2 separate regions of the Homo sapiens genome follow, and region 1 is linked to region 2. A link is a contact called in ENCODE Hi-C or POLR2A ChIA-PET data. All regions are on one chromosome and are shown on one strand. The core of a region is the stretch at or near the end of the contact, and the rest is flanking DNA. Distances in the headings are between cores, read along the strand shown. Region 1 holds the start of FLJ20712 (a long non-coding RNA gene). Region 2 overlaps BBS9 (Bardet-Biedl syndrome 9).

Region 1 (3,471 bases), core at 553-3,052, 130 kb after region 2:
ATTTCTCCCTGAGGCCCTGTCACCTCCCGAGGGTTGCCAGAGAAGGAGAGCCTCCACACCTGGGATCACAGCTCCCTTCCCTTCCAGTCCCGGGGAGACACTAGAATCCTTTGAAGGTTCCCTTTTCTATCAGGACTGTCTCCTTCTCCACCTTTTGGAGAAGATGAAGGGTAATCTCCCTTGAGAGAGCCTGTGGAGACACAATGATGGCCTCTGTTCTTTAGGAATGGGGAAAAGATAAGTTATCTAGGTTAACTGGGATTAACTAATTCTGTTACTGAGCTGGGTGACAAGATGGGATTGGGGAATTTGTTTGGGGACTCAGTGAGGACATGCAGGAGACAGATTCAAAGAATCACATGTGAAATGGACAGGGCTCTGATCCCTCTAAAATATCTGTTGCTTTCCTTCTTCCACTTCGACCCCTATCCCCCATAATTCTTCTGTCTTTTTTTGGAGACAGAATCTTGTTCTGTCACCAGCCTGGAGTGCAGTGGAGCGATCTTGGCTCACTGCAACCTCTGTCTCCTGGGTTCAAGAGATTCTCCTGCCTCAGCCTCCCGAATAGCTGGGACTACAGGTGTGTGCCACCACGCCCAGCTAATTTTTGTATTTTTAGTAGAGACGGGGTTTCACCAGGTTGGCCAGGATGGTCTCGATCTGTGGACCTCGTGATCTGCCTGCCTCAGCCTCCCAAAGTGCTGGGATTACAGGCGTGAGCCACTGCTCCCAGCCAATTCTTCTATCTTTAAAAGGTAACCCAGGTTGGGAGGGAAGGCTGGGAGCACAGCAGAAGACAGAACTGCTTTGTTGAGCCCCAGAACCGGCAGCGGATACTCCCTGCCAATCACATGGCACTCACCTCTTTGTGTAAATTTAGAAGGTGCTTGCCCAGGAACAATCTGGCTTGACTGTCACAGCCATCCTGCAAGGTAAGTGGGGCAGTCGTTAACCCCATTTTCCAGATAAGGAAGCTGAGGCTCACATTGATTAAAAGACTTGCCCAAAGTAACCAAGCTGTTGAGGGGCAAAGCAGCAGGACATAGCATCCAGGTCTCTTGACTTTTGCTTCAAGAGCCCACAGCCACACTCGGTGCTTAGATGAGGCTTTGGCTTATCAGTGATTTGTGATGTTTGCCTTTTGCCAAAGAGGGGGATGGCTGAAGAGCTAGTGCCCTGACATTCTGGACTCTTGCCAGTAGATTTTGTCTGACTCTTGCTCTGATGCTATTCTTTGTTATTTTCAGGAAGGGGAGCTAGATGTAGAATACATTTCTTTTTCTTGGTAACGTGAACAGCAAGAAGCAAGTAGAGTACATTTCTTATGAGAGAATATGCTCGGGACTTTGATTCATATCTGGTGGGTCCCAAAAGACCAGGGTACTGCAGATTTAAGACCATGTTGCAAATTCGGCATGCATTCAATAGGACTACCTTAGTGAGGGGAGTAATTTTATAAAATTATCAATTCAGTCTCAAAGAATAATAGCAGGAAATGTATTTCTGACTATTTAGAAGTGACTCATTGTGGGACTGTTTGAAAACTATATTATTTTTATCAGTAAATAGAATTGCCTATAGTCAATGTTATCTCTTCACATCCAGGGATTCTAAGATCCGGTTACCCATTTCCCTCAAAACAGCAGATAGCAAAGCCAGGGAAATGAAAACCCACCAAACCTTCTGCAAGGCTGACACCACCCCTAAACCCCACTGCAAACTGATAACACCACACCCTCCTCTGCAAAATAACAGAGGGGCAGATAAGATGAAAATTTTCATTCCAATTAGCAATCATTTCCAGTCAGTGAAACGGCAGAATCAGAAGAGGTTCCACAACCAGAAAATCTTGGCTGGAATTTCACCATCAGGAATAAAACAGAAAAACTAAAAGAGTGCCCCAGATAGCCTTTCTTAGGGGCCTGTGTCAGGTAAGTGCTTTTGAATATTTAAAACAAAGGATGGCTAAGAGTTCTGCAGTCATTTTCCAGTTAAATATCAGATGGTATAAAATATTTTTATAGAAAGTACAGGCCAGGTGCGATGGCTCACACCTGTAATCCCCACACTTTGGGAGACCGAGGTGGGCAGATCACTTGAGGCCAGGTGTTCAAGACCAGTCTGGCTAACATGGCGAAACCCCGTCTCTACTGAAAATACAAAAATTAGCCTGGCGTGGTGATGCACACCAATAATCCCAGCTAGGTCAGGAGGCTGAGGCATGAGAATCGCTTGAACCCGGGAGGTGGAGGTTGCAGTGAGATGAGATCGAACCACTGCACCTCCAGCCTGGGCGACATAGTGACACTGTATCTCAAAAAGAAAAAGAATTCATAATCCACTTTTCATTAGCTGGTATTTGGCCTTACCAAGGTGAAGCATGAAAATGAAATTCTATCTGTATCAGCCAGATTTTCTCAGACACATGTATTCACTGCATGACGGACCCTGGTTTCCAAATTGTTAAGCATACCAGACTCTAGTGAATGCCCTTCCGAAAGGGCCATCATGCAGCAGGCCTTCCCATCGGAGAGCCATGGTCCCAGCCAAGGCAGCTTTCAGGGGTTGCTCCACCACTCTAGGGAGGCGGCCCAGATCTGTCTCTCCCAAACAGTGTCTGGGTTTGACACTTCCTGAGAAAGCAGAGATTGTTCCCTTTGTATGCCATGGCTCTGGAATGCAGCTCTTCCTGTAAGGAAGACAATGGTCTTTATGGGAAGGCTAGGACTTGAAGGAGGTAAGATTTGAACGGCAGAGCTGGGTGCTAGCTTTCCTGCTGAGGGAAATGGTGGGCACAGAACCCCCGCGGTGGGCAAGCTGGGGTGTGGGTGTGCCTGTGGGCTGGCAGGTGACTCTGCCCGGAGCATCGCAGGGGTGGGGAAGAGATCAAGGAGGTAAGAAAGGTAGTCTAGGGGGAGGGGCCCAGAGTTTTGAACACCAGACTTAGGAATCTGGGACATACGTACTGGCCTTTGCCATTCAAAGTGTGGTCCTGGGACCAACAGCATCCTTGGACTTGAAAGCTTGTTAGACACGCAGAAGCCCGGGCTCACCCCAGGCCTGCTGAATCACAACCTGCATTTTAACAAGACCCCCAGGAAATTTCTATCCTCCTTCAAGCACTGCTCTAGGCTAAGAGGAAGCAAGAACAATTTTTAGAGCTGGGGATAAAGTGATGGGAGGAGTGTTTGGGAATGAGGCCACTAGAGTGCTTAGAGAACACTCACTTGGGAGCCCCACAACAATGCAGGCGTGAGTGAAGGAGGGGGGTGGGGGGCTGCGAGGGAGACAGGTTTTCCCCACAAGCCACAAGGCCCGAGGCACGCCTCCTGCCCTGCCTCCACCTCAGGTCGCAGGAATCTTGTTGGTGATCCATCCAGATGTTGTGTGTTCTGGAAGTGGACATCGCGGCTCTGTGTTTTTGAAGTCAGATCTCATTGCTGTGGTTTCTATGCCTGACCCCCCGAAGTT
Region 2 (3,543 bases), core at 358-2,857:
TAAGAGATGATGATAGATTGTACCAAAGTGGTAGTAGTGGTGAGAAATGGTCTTATTCTGGATATATTTCAAATGTTGAAACAATAGAATTTCCTAACAAAATGGACATGATATGTGAGAGGAAGAAGGGAATTTAGAATGACTCTAGTAGTTTTGGCTCGAGACACTGAAAGGGTGGAGTTGAGATGGGGAAGGCTGTGGGGTGAGATGGGAAAGGTTTGTGAAGGATAAGAGTAAAGTTTGGGACATGTTGAGTTTGAGATGCTGTTAGAGATCTAAGTGGAGATATTAAGTAAGAAGTTGGGTATGAATCTGGGGTTCAGGAGAGAAATCTGGGCTGAAGTTACAAAATTAGGAGTTGTCAGCATGAAAATGTTACTTTAAAGCCAGAAGACTGGATAAAGTCACCAAGGGAGTAAGTTTAGAAAAGAGATGAGGACCAAAAACTGAGTGCTGGATATTGTAACTTTTAGGAAGTTTGGGAGAAGAGAAGGAACCAGCAAAGAATACTGAAAAAGAGCCTGCAGTGAGGTAACAGGAAAAGCAGTAGAATGTGGTATCCTAGAAGTCAAGCAAAAAAAGTTTCAAGGAAGACTGAATGATCAGCTGTGTCAAATGCTGCTCACAGATCAAGTCAGCTGAGAGCTGAAAATTAGCCCATTGATGGAACCATGTGAAGATCATTGTGATCTTGGGCAGCTTCTGTAGAGTGGCAGAGGCAAAAGCTAGACTGGGATGGATGTGTGAGAGAAAGGAAAAAAGAAGAGTTGTAAAGAGCATATATAGAGAACTCTTCGGAGAAGCTTTGCTGCTAAGAGGAGCAAAGAAACGGAAGAAAATGCTGGCATGAAAGTGGGGTCAAGAGATAGTTAATTTTTCTTGATTTGATGTATATTGTTGTCCTCTATTATTGATCTGGACCCTAATCTTTGTTCTTTCTTTACAAAGCTGTTATTTCTTACTGGCCACTGTTTGTTTTTTTGTTTTTTTGTTTTTTTTTTTTTTTTTTACCAGATCAGACAACCAATTAAGGTTTTATTTGAATATTTAACCCAACTATTGGTGTTCCTAGATAGCTATAGTTGCTGCTCTGTCTTCCTAAAATTTACTACCCTTTGTACCTTCAGTTCCCCACTCATCTTACATGAGAATCTCAGGCTTAGACTGGAATAATTTGGCAGTATAGGGCAAAAATGATGCTGATGCTGTAAATGCTTATTATTATAACACTTGTGTATCATTTACTATGAGTCAGGCACCATTTGAAGCGCTTTACATCCATTTACTCACTTAATCTTTACAATACCCTATGAACTAGGTATAATTATTATCTGCATTTTACAAATAAGGAAATTGAAGCAGAGAAAGATCAAGTAAATAGTTTTTCTTTTTTAAAAAAAAAACTAATAATCATGGAGCTGGGATTAAAATTCTGACGGTTTAGCTCCAGAGGCCATGCTTTTGAAGCAACTGGAGAATTTTAAGAGCAGGCAGTTAGCTAGAGAGATTTCATTTTACATAATATAGGAATTTGCTTGAGTGAATGGGTTATGTTTTTGGAGAAACAGGATAGAATACAGGAGCTGATTGGTCATTTCCTTAGATTTACTAGCCTATACATTAGTGGGCTGTGCTCAGCCCACAATCCTGGAAGGATGTGGTGGAACATTCTTAAATGATGACTTTTTTTTTAAAGGCTGTATTTCCTCAAGTTTCATGAATTCCTTTTTAAGTCAACAAGTAAATATTAAGCACCTACTCTTTGCATAAGAGGAAAAAAATTTAACTCCTTCCCTCTATATGTTTATTTTCCTGTGGGAAGCTGATTTGTTTATCACACAGGCTATAGAATCATTTGGAAACTAAAATAGAAAGGGCTTTGCATGTGAATGTAATATTTTACTATTTTTTAAAAGGATCCTTAAAATTTCTATGTCTTTAGAGATGAGGTGTGAACTAAATGATTCTTTGTTAAGTGTTATTTCTTAGAGCACTGGTGAGCAGTTGCCACTGAATCCTTCATTAATAATCCCTTCCTTTTCCAGAAGGACTTGCCAACACCCGTAAAGTATTCACTGGGAGAATTAAAGTCATATAAAAATAATTGGTGTTTGCTTCCTTCAAGGCATACATTTAAATACATTGCTCTATTTCTCTGTTCCTTGGCTGCCTCCTATGTTTAGTAACACTAGATCAGCAGACTTCCTCTTTCAAGGTTCAGCTGCTGGCCATTACGATTTCCCATGAGAAAGCAAACCTACCACTGTTTTACCCTTTTATCTTAATGTTTCATCCATTTGTGTCATATTATCTTGTGGGTTTGCATTTCTCAGTAGTAATAGCACTGCTGGTAAATAGAAAACAATGAATGTGATTATGTACCCCTGGCCGTCGTCGCCATCATCATCATCATCATCATCATCATCATTTGAGCCCTTTAAAAATTCCTATTGTAATCTCAGAGGAGTGGTTATCTATGATAGTAGACTATCCGTGGTTTCATTTTAAAAGGGATGTGTACAGTATTTTCATGTGAATTACTTTTAATGCCTTGGTGACAATTTTGCCATTCACCACTGAGTTCAGCTATGAACATTCCACCACTGGTCTACTTACTCCATCCTCAACTTTTTTACCTGAGCGTTTTTTAGAAAGTCATATATAAATTTATGCTGTATTCATGGCCTGCAGTTTCATGTGTATTTGGCTGTAACTTGTAATGACTAATATATATTGGGAGTTAGAACTGAAAATAATAGCTAACATTTACTGGGAGTCTTTCTCTGTGCCGGGCATTGTGATGAGCCCCATTACAAGCATCTAATTTAATCCTAATCTCTCAGAAAGCACATGCTATATTTTCTGCATTGAAAGGAAAGGGAATGAAGGCCCAGACTTTGACTTTGCTCAAGATACATGATACTTGCCATGTCATGTCCCCTTTCAGAGTGTCCCTTTCTATGATCAATGGTTTAGTTTGCCACTCTGTGTGTATTTCTCTTTTCTTTAAAATACGACATTGTTTAATGGGCTGTTAAACAAATATATCGCTAGATAGTAGAGTTGCCTGGGAATGAGTCCTGAGTGTTTCTTCAGTTTCCTTGTCCTATGTGGAAGGATATGATAAAACAGGCACACTCCAGAGCTGTTGTGTTCTTTTCTGTCTTCTCTCAACCTGTTTCCAAGCCAGTGACCCAGCTGGACTCTCAGTTTCCTAATCACCACCTAGACTCTGTCATTATTAAAAACAACACAATTTGGTCAAGATTATGGCTTTTAATTGGGATGTGGAAAGAAACTCAAGTTGAAGAAATGTTGCCAGGATCATTGGGGAATGAATAGCCACTTGATGCAAGAGGGAAAGCTGTGAAGAACACTAGCTCTCTTATTATGTGGTGTCCAGGCAAAGGGGAGTTATGCTCTTACTATTTCATTTCATTTCATTTTTTTGAGAAATTATTATTGCAGAACCATTGGCTTCCTTTCTTTCTCAACTGTAGCTGTAATGTTTTATTTGTGCATGTGTACTTTTGAGAGAGTATT

What was found. Hi-C counts contacts between places; a loop is a spot of excess contacts on that map. ChIA-PET counts read pairs that join two places held with the same protein, here RNA polymerase II (POLR2A). Pooled maps may share reads with other maps.
Region 1: a map of endothelial cell of umbilical vein shows a loop between it and region 2 (2.3-fold over the local background). The contact joins the promoter of FLJ20712 here to the enhancer-like site in region 2. A Hi-C loop is called at or near these places in 2 of 168 maps with a recorded cell type or tissue (PC-3 and endothelial cell of umbilical vein) and 1 of 50 pooled maps. POLR2A ChIA-PET finds 5 or more read pairs at or near these places in 2 of 52 experiments (AG04449 and endothelial cell of umbilical vein).

The regions. Positions count from the first base shown.
Region 1 is chr7:33,724,179-33,727,649 of GRCh38, forward strand. FLJ20712 (a long non-coding RNA gene) reads left to right here and starts at 1,803. Exons shown (of 2, transcript NR_165282.1): 1 at 1,803-1,931; 2 at 3,350-3,471.
Region 2 is chr7:33,589,469-33,593,011 of GRCh38, forward strand. The region is part of intron 21 of BBS9 (Bardet-Biedl syndrome 9); the gene reads left to right. Among named protein-coding and RNA genes, the nearest start is that of FLJ20712, 130 kb to the right of the region's middle. Within about 2 kb of position 1,608, at least 2 of the 41 ENCODE cell types and tissues checked have a DNase peak (open chromatin) inside an H3K27ac peak, as active enhancers do; they include PC-3 and endothelial cell of umbilical vein, where a contact is called at or near this core.